2 separate regions of the Homo sapiens genome follow, and region 2 is linked to region 1. The links are chromatin loops, found by intact Hi-C in ENCODE. Cell type or tissue: endothelial cell of umbilical vein. All regions are shown on one strand. Each heading gives the region's core, and the rest is flanking DNA. Links, peaks and the distances in the headings are about the cores only.

Region 1 (8,686 bases), core at 2,474-7,473:
AGGCGATGGAGAAACGCAAAGGTGCGTTAATTTTACTCTAGCCAGAGTATAAAAGAACTGCCCACGCCAGCTATTGTACTACGCAGCTTCGAAACTCCTGCACGCTCTCCTGTGTGGCTCCCGTCCGTGATGGGACTGTAGTTGAGGAGCTCGGTCTCAAATGGTGCCTTCCGTCAGTGACCTTGAGTCGGTTGCCTAAGATTTTAGATTTTCCTTTTCCTTCCTGGGAGGGGCATTATTTATACCTTTGCAGTCCCACAAACAGTGTTTAGACCAAATAAGTATCCTTTAGTAAACCTAGAACTGCCAAGTGATCATCATTTTGCCCGTTTGTTCCTACTCAACCCAGCAGACAATTTGGGTCACGCTTCAGTTCTGGCAGTAAAGACAAACTGAGTCAGCAGTTAGGAGTGGACTCCCTTAAACAACAGAGTTAGAGTGGGGAAGTGGTCATAACATCGCTGTAATCACAAACTTGTTTTTCCTAACACTGCAATCTACAGAAGTTTCAGGATTTCCTCTAATAAACATAAGGCAAGTTGGATTTGCTGTTTTCTTCTTTTTGACGATTTTGCCTTTAGAGTTGGACCCATTTGTAATGATTTACTCGTCAATTACTCCAAGATAACAAAGTTGGAGGTAACATTGCTAACAAACACAGGTGATATATATGAGCACTTTGTGGGGGGGGGGTGTCACAGTTTTTCTTCTGTGGGGCACTGGCTATTAAAAAAAAAAAACACCTTGCCCTTTCAAAATAAGACTAGTGTGTTCAAAGGTTAGTCCCTTAAACAGACCAAATGTGGGCAGAAATGTTTTTAAATGTAGTTTTAGATTCTACTTCAAAATGAGTAATGTTTTGAAAGTTCAAATATAAGATTTTGTAATTATAACAATTTAAGAGTTTCAAATCTCTTTGAAAAGAATATGCCAAAACAAACCTAAAAATATATTTTAGTAAAAATACCGGTATCCTTTGGTGGGGGGCGGAGCAGAATTCTAATATTTAATCCTCACGAAGTAACCTTAATTAACTGTTAGGTTCAAGATTTCAGTTGCCATCTTTCAATGCCAATAATTTTTCCATTTGAAATCAACAACCTATACTAACATCTACAACTCTTTTAAACCCAAATAAAGTATTTGAGACAGCATTGTACAATACGTTTTGAAATAAATTATTAAAAACAAAGCACCTATGTGGGGGTGTGTGTGTGCATATGCATGTACATGTACTTTTTTTGTTCTTTCCCTTTGGCCTTTTGGTGTTTATTCTTTATTTAGATTTTGTGTTCTTCCAGTCTATTTCTAGGCAAAATACCACAAAATTCTTGACTCTTAAATATTCACTTATAAAACTGTATGTATAATAATTGGAGAAAAAAGAACGTTAGATAACATGAATATACACTGCGAAAATAGGCTGACTTCTTTTAAACATTAAGACCACCATGCATTTTTAAAGGAAGATTTTCAGTTAGAGGTTTCAGGACTCTTGTCATTGTGATTTTATTTACACTGAGGGAGGAAGAGTTACATTTTAAAATACTATAATTATATTTTTCTGTTAAAACATATATTGCAATAAAGTTCACAAATCTATCAGTATGCAAAAGCAGCCGTTTTCATATTAATGTCTTACAAACTCACAAAGGTTTTTCAGTGATAGACATAAAAATAAATGTACCAAGTTTTTTTTTTCTTTTTTACTGAAGCCACATAAACGTAAGTACTGTAATAATGGAAAAATCAGACCCTTCACATTTACTTTTTTACAGCTCTGTCATCATTACAGCCTTTAGTCTTTGTTGCTGGCTAACTGTAGTTTCACTGTCATCTTAGGAATCAAGTACGAAAAAAAAATGATCAAATCAGGTTTTCCTGCAACATGATTATTGTTTCATATGTATTCACTCTCAGATAAAGTCAAGGTCCTCTATAAAACAAAGAATTGTGTTAAAGTGGGATAAACCCTTTGTGCAGAGGCCAGATGGAAAGAGATCTAGGCATGTGCAGCAAACTCCTCTGGGAATAGAGGAGCAAGCATGAAGGGCTATTTCTAAACAGTTCTGCACTGGGAGGCTGATCTCCAACTTACAATTCATGAATAAGGTGACTGTGGAGAATGATAACCAAGAGGCTATCTGTGACAATAAGCAAACAACCCATATTTGCTTTTAACATGATTGAAAATTCTATGAACATGAATGAGTGAAACATAATTTTAAAGGAAGGAAAATGGAGATAAAAGGTTCATGAAAAATATCTAAAAGTAAGAGGAAGAAAAAATAATAGAAAACAGCAATTTTGGAAAATTGTTAAATAATACATATTAACAGTTTGCTATTTAAACAATTATTTTCTTTATGTTAACTTTTTGTTAACATGTTTGCTTTTAAGACTATACAGGAAATAATTTAAACTTGGTCAGGTAGCATTATCCCAGAGATGAGCATATGTAATTTATAGAATTTTGAGATATTTATTCCAGAACATAGAGTGCTAAATGATGCTGGGACACAAAAATCAAAAAGAATGGAAGTGTTAATTGACATATTTAAAAATTACTGAGCCACTATATTACATATTATATTAAATATACATTTCCATTTTTCCAGGCTACTAGACGCAACAATAGAATTACCATATTGTTTTTCCTGGTTTGAAAGGACCAGATGGAAAGAAACTGGGCAAGCCAATGAAAGTCTCTGGGGATCATGGGAATTGAGTGTCTATGAAAACCATATTCCAGACAAGAATATAGTCTAAGGTAAATGTTCTCATAATCTCCATTCTTTAGAAAAGACAATATTTCTGTTCTGCATCTTCCTCTTTAGGTGGACTGTCAAAAATATCAATTGAATAATGACAAGCCATATTTATCTGCACTGATTGAAATTTAGTATCATTCTTCACTCCTCAATTTATAGAACTACTTATAATTAACTGATGAGCTGTCCCTGAGACAGTGCCATTTATAGTCATTACTGCACTCTAATTGGGGAGAAATGCTTTTAGAAAGTTCTAATTAGAGATTTTTTCTGTTGTTTTTCTTATAAATACATTCAAAAGAGGTATTGGAGAGTTTGTTTTGTTTTGGGAAGAGGCATGTGTGTAGCTCGATGTATTGTTTCTCTTTATACTTAAGTAAGTAATATGTAATAAAGCTTCTTTAAACTTTAAAGAGTAACAGGCTCACAGGAGGAAACAGAATAGTATCACGTTTTGCCCTTGTTCATCATAATTATCAGCATTATAATAGAGATGGGGGATTGAAGACTTTTGTTATTAATAAATTCTATTTCTACTTAAAGTTAAAGGTCCTCTTCATTTTCAGTTCCTTTATGTTTCTCTATGGAGAGTTCAGACTTTTAAAACCAGTATATTTACAATGTTTTTACAAGATAAATACACTTCACCCTTGAACAACACAGGTTTGAAATATGCAAATCCACTTCTATGTAGATTTTCTGCCACCTTGGCCACCCCCCTGAGACATCAAGAACAACTCTTTCTCTTCCTCCCCTTCTCAGCTTATTCAACCTGAAGATGATGAGGATGAAAACCTTTATGATGATCCTTCTCCACTTAATGAATAATAAATATATTTTCTCTTCTTCATGATTTTCTTAATAGCATTTTCTTTTCTCTGCCTTTATTGTAAAGATAAGTAATACATATACAAAATATATGTGAATCAGCTTTATGTTATCAGTAAGGCTTCTGGTCAACAGTAGACTATTAGTAGTTAAGTTTTTGGGGATTCAAATATTACACACAGATTTTCAACTGCACAGCAGCCAGGGAGGGCAACAGCACTCCTAACCCTGGCGTTGTTCAAGGGTCGACTGTATAGTAGTATACACATTGAGCATATTTCACTCATTAAAAATTCTGGTGAAAAATTATTCAAATGGCTCACTATAGATCATCTAGTGCAAACTTTGTAGCAATTTGAATGAAATCCAGGTCTCCTGACTCAGTCTCAAGTCCCATAACTTCAGAGTTGACAGGGCTCATCTTAGAGGAGAGAAACTCAACCAAAGAAACTTTTAACTGTGCCATCTTCAGTTAAATATAATTTAAACTTAATTTCCAGAATTAATGTTCAGCGTTGACCTTTCTTAGAAATAAAGCTAAGGAATAAAGTAAATAAACAGGGTTTTCCTGTTTACAAAAATGAGAGCAATTGTTTGCAATTAATGTAAAAAGCAAATTTAAAGATAGCTTAAGAAAGCTCAAGTTGACTAAAAAATGTGCGATTTTTAAAAACCTAAAACAACTCCTATAACATTTATTTATGGTTCAAAAAGTATAAAGTTAACTCAAAAATACTGTGTTATTTCATGGATTAAGTTAAAAGTGAGTGTTGCAAGACTCAGGAAACAAACCTCAGTTAGCTAAATAAAGTAAAACACTGCCATCTGCTGACTAGAATGAAAAATTAGTTGGTCTTTTACCATCTGTAACCAGCGAGAGGTCTGTTAATTTATTCCATAATTCTTTAAAGTATGCTAAAAAGCACTATGCTGGGTGATACAAAATTACTCAGTCTCCTAGATGGACACCTAGGACTATATCCTATGCTACTGTATTAGTTAGGGTTCTCCAGAGAGACCAAACCAATAAAATATAGATACAGATACAGGAGAGGGGATTTATTAGAATTGGCTTATGCAATTATGAAGGCTGAGAAGTCCCACAACAGGCCATCTGCAAGCTAGAGACCCTGGGGTGCCAGTAGCGTGGCTCATTCCAAGTATGTAGGCCTGAGAACCCAGAGGGGAGCTGGTGTGAGTCCTGGTATCCAAAGGCTGGAGAGCCTGGCATTCTCATGTCCAGGGGCAGAAGAGTGTATCCCGACTTCAGGACAGAGAGACCAATTCACTTTTCCTCTGTTTTGTTCTATCTGGGCCTCCAGCTGATTGGATGATGCCCACCCACATTGAGGGTGAATCTTCCCCACTTAGTCCACTGAGACTCACGCTCCAATTGCCTCTAGAAACACCCTTACAGACACACCCCAAAATTATGCTTTATCACTTCGCTATATATTCATTAATTCAGTCAGGTCAATACCTAAAATTAATCATCACAACTAGCATGTGGTGGTGGTTGTTATCATTATTCAAACAGGTAATTCTGACCATAATTAGTAATGCAGCAATAATAGGGCTTAAATGTAAATGAGGAAATAAAGTTATTATTTGGAAATTTTGAATATAGAAAAATTTTACATTAAAACTTACTTAAGGCTGGGTGCAGTGGCTCACACCTGTAATTCCAGCACTTTCAGAGGCCAAGGCACACAGATCACTTGAGGTCAGGAGTTTGAGACGAGCCTGGCCAACATGGTGAAAACCCGTCTCTACTAAAAATACAAAAATTAGCTGGGTGTGGTGACGGGCACCTGTAATTCCAGCTGAGGCTGAGGCAGGAGAATCACATGAACCTGGGAGGCGGAGGTTGCAGCGAGCCAAGCCGAGACTGCATCATTGCACTCCAGCCTGGGCCACGGAGTGAGACTCTGTCTAAAAAAAAAGGACATTTAAATTGTATAACTACAGTAAAAATAATTTGGAAAATAAAATAATGTAAAGTTTAAGTCATGACCTAATTACTTCACTCTGCAAATATTTGAGTGATTGCTGTGCCAGAAACTAGATTGCCTGCAAGAGATATAATAAAAACCTACTGTCCACCTTTATGGAGCTCACAGTCTAGAGAAAGATATCAACCAGGAATGATAATGTCTTAAGAACTATAACAAGATGGTACAGGAGTACCTCCTGCTGCTCCAGTGGGGCACACAAATTATTATCAACACATATAAATTACAGTCTAATAAGTATTTGCTCCTGTCCTCAATTACTATAAATAATCCTTGGGCTTATTCAAGAACTGTATTTTGAGCTTTCCATCTGAGTGGAGTTTTTGTTGTATTGCTTTACTCAGAAACCTCAAAAGGTTTATAACACTTCAATTTCTCCCGTTCCCTGCATCAAATCCATTACCAATGATTGCCAATTTTACTTCCAAATAACTCTCAAACATGAACACCTCTTCCCATTTTCTCTGGCACTACCCTAGTCTCATATTTTCAACTGAGATAACCTTTTATCTAGTCTACCCACAGTCACTTGAATCTCTTCCAATCCATTGTTTCCATTTACAGATTTTCAGTGGTTCTTAGGACCTGGCATAGTTGGCCAACCATCCACCTCTCGAATGTCGACATGATCCATAATTTAATGCACTTCCTCTACTGCTATTACCCTGGCATGTTCAGTCCCTTCTCCTTGACATGCTCCCTTCGCCACATGGCCTTTGCACAATCGATTACCTGCCTCTATTCTTCATCTACTTTAACGATGTCTTCACTGAACTAAGTCACAAATCCCACCATTAAATTTTTCATAGAACCACTCAATTTTCCTTCATAGCACTAATCACAGATGCAGTTTTATAGTTTTTTATGTTATGTGGTTTATGCCTATAAATTCAGTGAGGACAATGACTGTGTTTTGGCTCTTTATTGGTCCAGTTTTGGTACTACCATTTTACATTATAAAATTATTCCACATCATGGTAGAGAAGTTTTGAATCAAGCAATTGACACCTATCATAACTTAACAAAGTACACACATTTAAGGAATGAATAAAATATGCTGGATTATTGATGATTCCAAACACATTTAATTTATATTTTTTTCCTGTTTATTTCATGTGTTATGACAAGACTAGAAAACATGTTTGTTTCCTTTAACACTGGCTACTGGACCCTGCTCTCCTAATCAGAATGTGTGCTAATTTGAGGGCACTCTATCCTCAAGGCAATGTCATATTTGAGGAGCAACTGTGAATGAAGTCAAACATTGACCTAGTTTTTTTTGAGATCTTCTCTATCACTGCAATATTTTGTGTTTCCTCTTTTGCTCTTCCTTATCTCTTGACATTTCTGCCACCATTATATAATCTTTAAAAATCAAGTTCCTTTTTTGCTGTTGTGCTTTTGAAACTTCCAGATAATGGGATGGGGTAGAGGGACACAATAACAAACAAAATAACCAAGCACAAAACCTACAGTTACTTTATTTAAAAATTTTCCTCAATAGCTTGTGTTTCTAGATAAAACCAGTCACAAACAAATAGAGTTATATTTACTTGGCTTATCACGAAATTAAATCATTCTGAATTCATAGTGAGACTCTATAAAATCAATTATATTATGTATATAATATCACTCATTTTCCTTAAAAAATTTTTTTTTAAGTAGAGACAAGATTTCGCCATGTTGTCCAGACTAGTCTGTAACTCCTGGGCTCAAGCGATCCTCCTGCCTGGACCTCCCAAAGTGCTGAGATTACAGGCATAGGCCACCACTCCCAGCCTCATTTTAAAAAAAATAAATCCAAGTTTAATTTAACGACATACTATGATGGTTAATTTTATGTGTCAGCTTACCTGGGCCATGAAATATCCAAATATTTGGTTAAACATCATTCTGGGTGTGTCTTTGAGGATGTTTCTGGATGAGATTGACATCTGACTCAGCAGACCAAGTAAAGCAGATTGCCTTCCCCAATGTAAGTGGACCTCATCCAATCTGTCCAAGGCCCAAATGGAGCTAAAAACGTGGAGTAAGGGAGAATTTACTCTCTGCCTGACTGTCTTTGACTTGGAACATCAGTCTTATCCTGCTTTCATACTTGGACTCAGACTGGAACTATATCATCAACTGCCCTGGGTCTCCTGCTTGCCAACTGCAGATCTTGGGATTTCTAAGCCTCCATAACCACCTAAGCCAATTCATTATGATAAATCTATGTATCTATGTATTATCTATATATCTATCTATCATCTATCTATGTATTATCAATCATCTATCGATCTATCTATTCTCTATCTATCTATCTATCTATCATCTATCTAATATTCTATTTCTCTGGAGAACCCAGACTAATGCACATACCATGACATTAAATACTAACTATAATTGCATGGATTTTACACAATTTAAAGATAGCTATGTTGATTAATTTTGGTTTTAAATTCCAAGTTATGCCGGGTGTGGTGGCTCACACCTGTAATCCCAACACTTTGGGAGGCCGAGGCGGGCGGATCACGAGGTCAGGAGTTCGAGACTAGCCTGACAAACATCATGAAACCCTGTCTCTACTAAAAATACAAAAATTACCTGGGCGTGGTGGTGGGTGCCTGTAATCCCAGCTACTCAGGAGGCTGAGGCAGGAGAATCGCTTGAACCCGGGAGGTGGAGGTTGCAGTGAGTGGAAATTGCATCACTGAACTCCAGCCTGGGTGACAGAGTGAGACTCCGTCTCAAAAAAAAAAAAAATTCCAAGTGATTTTATCTTGTATATCCCTCTGCCGATTTACAAAATAAGAATGAATATGTAAGTACACACAGACACATACATGCACACACACAAACACGATTCTTGGTCCTTTAAATACTTCCAAGTCTCTTCATTGTTCAGATGCGGGGAAAATCTCCCAATCTCCATTTTTTTTTCTCTGAAGTTTTTAAAGAGTGCTCAATTTATACTTCATTTCTCCACTTAAATCTCTAATACTCATTCTTCAGTTACCTGTTACTGGCTTTCAACTTTACTACTCTGTTGAAACTGCTCTTACCAAAGTCATCAGTGTTCTCCTAATTCAACAT
Region 2 (8,686 bases), core at 2,511-7,510, 470 kb before region 1:
CGGGGGCGCCGCACCCTCTGATTGGCTGAGGCGGGCCAGGCGTAGGGCCGCGCCCGCCTAGTCCCCTCCCGCTCCCTACTTCTTTCTCCTGTGGGCGGGGCCAGGAGGGGCGGGAGCTGGTGAGTGGTGCGGTTCCGCGCTGGGGCCAGTGGCCGCCTCAATTAATTGTGCTAAATAAAATGAGAAAGGGGAGGGGGAAGCAGAGACGAAGAGGGTATTACTTTTTAAAGAGAGGAATAATGAAAACTCAGCCCTTTTATGGAAAAGCAGTTCATATTCTTCCCTTGCTTCCCCACTAGCCCGCTCGCGTCATCCTATCCCCTTCCCCCACCAGCTCTGGAGGGCGCCTCACCTCGAACCAAGTCTGGTCCCTTGTAAAATGGAGCTAATGGAGCAGGCAGCCGGCGCAGCCCTGGCCTGGCTCCTTCTTTTGAAGGGATTAATTAAAGGCCATCTGGGCTCTCCCAGAATTGTGTAAATTAATTTGTTGCTCCTTAAGCCTTATAGATGTCCTTAATCCCCTTGTAGGCCAAAGGATCGTCCTCTTCCATCTTTCCACCTCCTGCTTTCCTTTTCTGTTCTTTCTCCTCCACTTTATTTTTTTTTTCATTCCCGAGTTCCCCCCCGCCCGTCGCTTCCCACCGCGTTCATTATCATTTATGGGTTACTCAATTCGCTGAAAACTGAATCCGTTTAATAGGAATATTTATCTGTCAGATGATGTTTATACCTGAGAACAGTGAGGGAGTTTTTTCCCTTAACTTTTCTCCCTTTGATTATTGTTGTTATTTCCTTTGGGTTTACATGGGGGTAGAATCATCAAAATTCAGGCGGAAACTTTAGATACAGAAGCATCTAGGTACACCCTGGGAACTGTAAGCTTTTGAAAACCCTCTCCAAAACTCTGGCGCCTACTCCCAATTCTAGAGTTGCTACGGGAGATGGAGATGTACCAGCTCCTGGACAGTGGTGGTGGGATGTCTATCTAGAGTTTAGGAGTTGAAGGGTGGCTTCCTTTACTCTCTAAATCTCTTCCATCTCTGGCTGATCTTTACGTTCCCGACAGGGTTGAACTGCGGGCTGGAGAAGGAAAACCCTTTGACAATTTTGAGAATTCAGCATGTTAAAGTAACACACCATTGGAAGGTGGTCGCTACAGCAAATTTGGATGAGATCATTAATTACAATTTTAATGAGCAGAAAACAGAAATAAACGCAATAAATGGCTCAAGAATAAAATTTGATCAGCACCACCGACGGATGGAGTTTAGCTATTGGTGTCAAAGCGCTCATTTGGGTCCAAGCACGAAAAGCCAGGAGGGCGTACTCCGCTTCGATAACCTTCGTTTACTAAGCACTAGTTTTTAAGGGTCAGCTTGAGTTTGAGTCTGAAACTGGGGGAAGGAAGGGTTATATTTGCCAGTTTTATTTCCTTCTAAGATAGAAGCAATGTTATTTGGTCCTCCTCTTCCTTTATCTTTCTTCATTAACTTCAAGACTGGTTTAAATCTATTATTTCATGGACTTTAGAATCTGACCTGGGGTAAGGTGAAGTCCTTCGTCAGCATGAATAGTGCTAAGGAGTCAAGCCAAGACTTGCTTCAGAAGAGAGCTGATGTGCGGACCTTCTGCATTTCCACGCGGGGATCCAGTGCTTGGGTCTAAACCCCAGCGCCCTGCCACCTCGGCCAGGAAGCTGCGGGAGGATGGTGGCAGGCATAGCCCGTCCTAGCCTTGAAACTGGGGGGCCTATGTCTCTGGCTTCGTTACAAACGAAACGTTTCTCGCCTTCGGACACTCCACCCTGGCGGTGGTACCCAACCTTCAGTCTCCACTCTGCGCCTGGCCCTCCAGCGACCTCCTCACATCCTCCAGGACACTGCATTCTCAAGGACTAGGTAGGAATTGGGAGGAAAAGAGGCCAGTCATCCCCAAAGATTCCAATGTTAAAGAGTGATCCCCTTTTTATCTCATGTAAATATTATGACTCGGAAGAGAGTTGAATATTTCCCTATTGAGAATGTTAGTATCTACTATTGGAGGCGGGGTTGCCAAAGAGAGACACGGGGGTGGGGGAGAGATTGAGACTGAGATTCAACTCAATCCAACTCAGGGTGAACTGTCTTGAGTAAATAGTTGCAACGCTTGGTGTAAGGATGTCTCCATCGTTCACTTTTACGTATCATTTGCATTGCCAAATTAAAATGGCAGCATTGTTCTTAATTATGACAATAAAAAATTCCGGATCCGTGTACCTTGATCCCTGGTAGTGAGGGGGTGAGCCCCGGGTGCTCGATCCCGCGTAGAGCAGCGTGTATTGCAGACGCACGCTGGGCAGCACGGGAAGGCAGGCCGGTGCCTCCTGCCAGGTGCTAGTTGTAGTGGATCTGCTGCCTGTCTACAGCTGGGAGCGGTGACAACGATGGAGCGTCCTCGGAGAGGGTGGGCTGCCCCCTGTCACTCCCGGGGGAAGATCGCCCTGCCCTCCGCTCTAACTGCGTGGTTGAAACCAGTTTCGGGACCCGAGTCCTGGTCCCGCTGACGCGGGAGGCTTGTTTCTGGTGGGGCAGTCTTAACGCATTGCCTTCAGATGCCTTTGAGAGTCAGGACTTGCTCTTTCTTGGGGATCCTCCGAAACCAGCATGCCTTCCTGCCCACGACCTAATAAAGTGGGACTTTTTCAAGTACCCCTTGGGAGTGGACGTGTAACACGTGGTCGCAAGGATCCCGGCGCATCTCTACGCAGTATATCTAATGGGGATGGGGGGGCTCTGTTTGAAAGCAAATGATTTGCATTTTAATTGAAAAATAAATGAAAGCGGTTTGGCAAATTCTGAGGTTGCAAAAAGGGTTTAAAGGGTGGCGGTGAGGAAGGTTCTGTGCTCCTCGACTTTGAGGCTGGAAACAACAGCATTTGTTTTCTGGTTACTGTTTTTAGCTTGCTGGCATTGTTGCCTAGTCTGTGCCGTCCACTTGACCTCTCTACCTGCAGTCTAACCCTTGACGCAGAAATGCCAAGCGCGTTTTGATACTTGTTTTAAGTTAAAAGAATAGCCACCAAATTCAAGGTAACTAACGGAAGGAATGCAAATGAACTCTCAGCTAAACGTACTAACATTCTGAAGGGAGGGATGATAACGGTTTTGCCCCAAATACAGTAATGTCAAATGTCGGGATACTCAAGTGTAGCAGCAGAAAGTCAATTTCTATTCTGCAGAAAAAAAGTGGGTGGGGTGGGGTCGGATGGGGAGAGGAATGAAGGGAATTATGTGTGTGTTTCAGTCCAAAAATCTCTCTAAAATGCAGTTGCTTGAAGTGTCTGGATGACTTCTTTAATAACTCCATTTCACCTGACGAATAGGGCCTGTTTGTGCTGAACCCGCGGGACAGCTGGGTTTAACTGAATGTCATAAAAGGATTGAGCTGATTGCTAGGTAGAAATACAAGGAAGAAGGAAGAATGTCCCCAAGCTTGAACCAACCTACCCTTGAGGAAGGATAGCAGGGCGAGGGGGAGAACGTGTCTGTCTTTCTTTGCTTCCTATAAACGCCGTAGAGTGGAAACTGCACCTTTGCCACAACTTCTGCTGCCCAGCACTTAAGGTAGAGATTTGGGAAGAATTGAAGCAGACAGCGTGGAAAAGCGCCGTAGGATCTTGCGTTCGGCGCTCTCCCAGTGGAGGCCAACACCAAACAAGTGGGGAAGCGACCAGTGTAAACAGCCCCATCCATTCTACCACAGAAAAGATCTCGAAGTCCAGGACCTCCCTCAGCGATATCGTCAGTGAGAGAGAGGATTACAGCTCTCCATAGAGTCGCAGAATACGTACCTGGGAGTTAAGTGCGCTCCGAAGGGTGGCTTCTGAAAGGTCCAAGAAAATGGAAAATACTAAAGTCCAGAAACATCTGCAATACCAAAACCCGAGTCCTGGAATTAGTGTAAATGCGAGAAAACACCAATGAACTACTAGAGAGAAAACTGGCCTTGAACTTTAGCAAAGCACACACCGCCAAAGATTTTATACATATACATATACAAATGAAAATCTCTTTTCATTCGAAAATTAAAATTTCCCCCGGCCCCGCGTGCGCAAGCATTTTCTTTTCAGGGAACCATTTCCTTTTAGGAAACCCACTTGGATTGAAGTACATTCTAAAATATGGAAGCGTGGAATCAAAGTGCTTATAGGAAGGTCTGTAGATTTCCAGAATTTTCTTACAGAATGAAGTGCTAATCCAGTTTGATGCACCAGATTAAAAAGTATCTGATGTGAACAGCCATGAAAAACTTATGTATGTATAAATAACGTTTTTTGAACATAATTTTTTAAACGACTCTGTAAACTTGTTCCTCTTTATATTCCGCTACAAATTGTTGCTTCTGACTTGAGTGTGCCTCAGTGTGTTCGTGGTGGTCCTTCCAGCTGCCGCCTCCTTGTGCAGCTCCTTATTCTTCAGTGAGAAAAAAAGTTATTTTATTTGCATCGCGGCTTGGCTTACAGTGCGGCCATAGGCCCGTTTGATGAAACGCTGAACAGTTATCGCCCTCTTGTGGAAAAAACTTCTTAGCGTTTCACTCTGTCTAGGAAAGACAAGGCTGCTTGGTTCTGTTGACTGCTATACCTCATTTCCTCACTGAGGCAGTCTGCCTTTGTGCAACTGCAATTACATTTGATTAATATCTGCTTAATTTTTAACTGGAATGCTAAATTCATAAACTATGGACATGGCAGCTCTTGCTTAAAGCAGAAAACCCCTTCTAAAATGAAGATTTATATTTTAAATCTTTCTCTCCTACTTCTCTTTGACTCCATTATTTGACTCCAGTATGACAGAACAAATCTCAACTGTTATTGACATTATTCTGGTTTTCTGCTTTTCCTCTCTGATTATCAAAACAGCATATTTGCTCAATACAGAACATTTGGAAAATAGAGAAAATTATAAAAAAGCACAGAGTAACCTACAATTCCACCATCAGTGGCAAACACTCTGATATTTTGGCATATTTGCTTGTTATCTGTTTTCTGGTCTTTATTTTGTACTTTGTTTTAATGATTGAGATCATATGGAGCATATAATATTGCACCTTTAAGCCCATTTTTATAACCTGCTTTATTCACTTAATTGAAGCAAGAACAGATCTGTCTTTGGAATGTCCTGAATCTAACCTCCTGTGAGGTGAAAAGGGCCCTTCCCTGAAGGGCTTGGGAATACCTCACTCTAATAAACAGTAATCTGGTTTGGAGACTACTTCAATGCCAAGATTGCTGCCCTGATTCTTCCACTTACCATTTGCCCCCTTCACATCCTCAAATACTTTGCTATTAGTTCTCAGAATTTTATGATACAAATAGAATAAAAATACCCAACACTGAGTGTTTAGTGTTCCAAGTATTTTACAGTATTAATCCAACAACTCTATGAGTTAGGAACTATAATTGTCCCCATTATAAGGAATAAAATTAAAGCACAGAGAAGTTAAGTAACTTGCCCAAGATCACACAGCTACTAAGTGGGGAAACTGGGATTTAACCTTCTGGTAGTCTGACTGCAGAATCTATTATTTAATCACTAGATTCTACCACCCCTCTGATAACTGAAAAAAAATTAATGCATATGAAAGCCGTCGGAATATTACAAATTGATAAATAAATATAAAGTGAATCCTTGCACATTCCATTCCAGAAAAGAAACTACAATTCACATTTTCTTAGACAATAAAAACATTAAAAAGATTTTAGAATTTATTGAATTCTTTTTAACGTTATTCAAAAAAGAATTTAATTCCTGAAAATAATACTATGCCCTGGTCTACACACAAGTCGAATATTTAAGTTTCAAAATAATTTTAATATTATTTTTTAAATAAATAGACTTTATTATTTAAAGCAGTTTTAAGCATTTAAATTATTTTTTGGCTGGGCATGGTGACTCACACTTCTGAGCCCAGCTCTTTGGGAGGCAACAGCAGGAGGATCACTGAGGCCAGGAGTTCAAGACCAGCCTGGGCAACATGTTAAGTCTCTATTTTTACAAATAATTTAAAAAATTAGTTGGGCTAGTGTGGTGCACACCTGTAATCCCAGCTACTCAGGAGGCTAAGGTGGAAGGATCACTTAAGCCCAGGAGTTTGAGGCTGTGATGAGCTATGATCACATGACTGCACTCCAACCTGGGCAGCAGAGCAAGACCCTGTCTCAAAAACAATTTTTAAAAAATTTTTTTAAATAAATAAATAAATGGAAAAATAGTAATCACTTTTTAACTTTACTTTTTAGTTTTAACATACAATACACACACTTCAGCTTTATATCCTTGTTCCCTGAACCTAGCAGGTTCATAGATTTCTTTCAGAGGTGGTCTAGAATGAAGCTCTAAAAAGCTGTGCAAAGACCAGGTAGCCTTCAGAACAAACCAGTCAAACTTCCTGATGTTAATCATCAATGGAAGATCAGGTCCTTGAGAAGGAAGGAGGCATTTGAAAAGAAGGCCTTACACAATTTAAAATGAGGAAATGTTTATCCCACTTCCAGTCTCCTTATTTTGGGCTTCAAGCTCCCTTTGGTACTTTGAATGGAGAGGTTAAAGGTAAGCACGATTGCGTGGAGACAAAACTTGTTGTAGGAGGAAGGAATTCCTGCAAAGAACCCCTAGTTGAGGATGAGAACATTGCATACGTTAGTTTATCTAGTTTCATGACATTCATTTTCTCACTTTGATTTTCCCTGTGCTATTAGTAAGACTTCGTTTAAATGTTCTAGTGGGATCTAGAAATTGTTCCTGGAAAGTAAGAAGAAAATCTGCCCACATTTGTACCAGAATAGTAAAGGGAGATTTGTGCCCCTTCTAGACTGTCTAGGTGGCTATGAGGGCCAGTTACTTCTGCTCTCCAAGACAGAAATGTTGTCCCACCTCAGGAAGGATTGCACTAGTGAACTACGATAAGTGGCAATTTGTATTTTTCACAGAAATGGACATTCATCTGATAAAGTTAAGAGGTTATAATATAGTGATAACAAGGACTACATTGTTTTTAGAATAGTGGTTCTAACCCTCTCAGAATTAGTGCTACCTTTTCAAAACAATATTTAGCAATGGCCCCTTTACTACCCTGAAACGATATTCATAGGTTATAGAATTTATCTACACATATAATTTTAAAAAATCAATATAGAGTGTTAACTATGACATAAAGAAGTAAAAAGAAAATAATTTATAATATAACATGTACAGTAATTCTATATGTAAATACATAGACTGTCTACACTGAAGACATAATGAAATAATCAGATATACCTATATATAGAGTCTGGTAAATGCAATAACTACAAATACAGGCTGATTAGGGAGATTTAAATTTTATGAGTGGCACTGACTCGATTGTTGATTTTCAGAAATAATGAATAACTCTTAAATGAAACAAAGTGTGTTCTTCCCTTAATGTACATTCCTGGATAATTCAGAATTTATTGAAACTATATAAAATACTTTGTGTTTATATATTAAACAGGGCAAATTCTGGGCTCAACAACAGTAAGTAGGCTTGTCACTTCTATAAATGCCCATTGTGAGATTTGGAAATTTTACTTTGGTGGGAATGTCCCATGCACTGCAGGGCATTTAGCCTCTTTGGACCCTATTATGCCAATTAATTGCCAGTGTCATTCCTAACCAATCTGACCAGCGGAAAGCACCCACAGATTTGTCAAATGCCCCCCATTGAGAATAACTGCTTAAGAACTATAGCGTTTAGGAAGTGTTTTTACATATATTAAATTTACAAAGCAATTTCAAATATAGTATCTTATTTAATCCTCCCCAAAACCTGTGAGGAGGACATTATTACTGTCATTTTAAGAATGAAAAAACTAGGGTTTTAAAGATGATGTGAGAAAACTCAGTCATTCACCGTAGCATATCCTTTTCTCCCAGACCCATCAGTCTGGAGCATAGGTAGCCCAGGTAGAATGAATGATGTCATTCAGCACATGACCCAGAAAACTCCATTACATCTAGTTTGGCTATCTAGTCTAGGACTGTGCATTATAATTGCCATTAGTCACATGTGACTATATAAATTTAAATTAATTTTAAAAAATGACAATGAAAATACAGTTTCTCAGTCACACTAGATGCATTTCAAATGCTCCATAGTTACATGTCACTAGTGGCTACCACATTGGACAGCACAGATATAGAACATTCCTGTTATTGCTGAAAATTCTATTAGACAGCACTGACAGTCTATTTCAATTTTTTGTTAAACTTTCAATTGCCTTCATATGGCCCATTCTTTCCTTCCTCTAAGCTGCTATCAATTTTACACGCACACACACACGTGCACACACACACACTATACTCAGCCCCTTCTTTGCACTTTTGTTTGTGTTGTTCTAGATCCAGAATGTCCTGTTTCTTCAACATTGAACTTATTTGCTTACATATTTGTCTCCCTTGCCAGACTATAACCTTTTTGGGAGCAGAACCATACCTTAATTCGTCTTCGCATCCCCAGTTCTCAGCTCAGTACCTGGCACACCGTCAATGCCTAACATCTACCAGTCGACACCACCCCACATGCATTTTCTTTTTGATCCTGATCTTGCATGGGTGACTGATAATGAAAGTATGTGTGCTGCATATAAAGCAGATGTAGTTACAATTAAACTTCAACTCCAGATTAT

Evidence for each region. A loop is a pair of places that touch in the nucleus more often than their neighbours do. Peaks named below come from ENCODE experiments on the same cell type or tissue, not always from the same donor. Only the 100,000 strongest peaks of a DNase experiment are listed, where the experiment ranks them.
Region 2: it touches region 1 in a loop (3-fold over the local background); 5 of 110 quality-filtered maps call a loop at or near these places.

What each region holds. Positions count from the first base shown.
Region 1 is chr4:84,967,107-84,975,792 of GRCh38, forward strand. It overlaps WDFY3-AS2 (WDFY3 antisense RNA 2), which reads left to right. Exons shown (of 4, transcript NR_152775.1): 2 at 2,619-2,770. Among named protein-coding and RNA genes, the nearest start is that of WDFY3, 4.8 kb to the left of the region's middle. In endothelial cell of umbilical vein, for the core only: a CTCF peak has its summit at 4,405 (motif pointing left); a DNase peak (open chromatin) is centred at 4,405.
Region 2 is chr4:84,499,492-84,508,177 of GRCh38, forward strand. No RefSeq gene overlaps it. Among named protein-coding and RNA genes, the nearest start is that of NKX6-1, 4.5 kb to the left of the region's middle. RefSeq lists silencers at 4,459-4,508, 4,589-4,638. In endothelial cell of umbilical vein, for the core only: a CTCF peak has its summit at 4,558 (motif pointing left); a DNase peak (open chromatin) is centred at 4,550; H3K27me3 peaks cover 1,932 bases.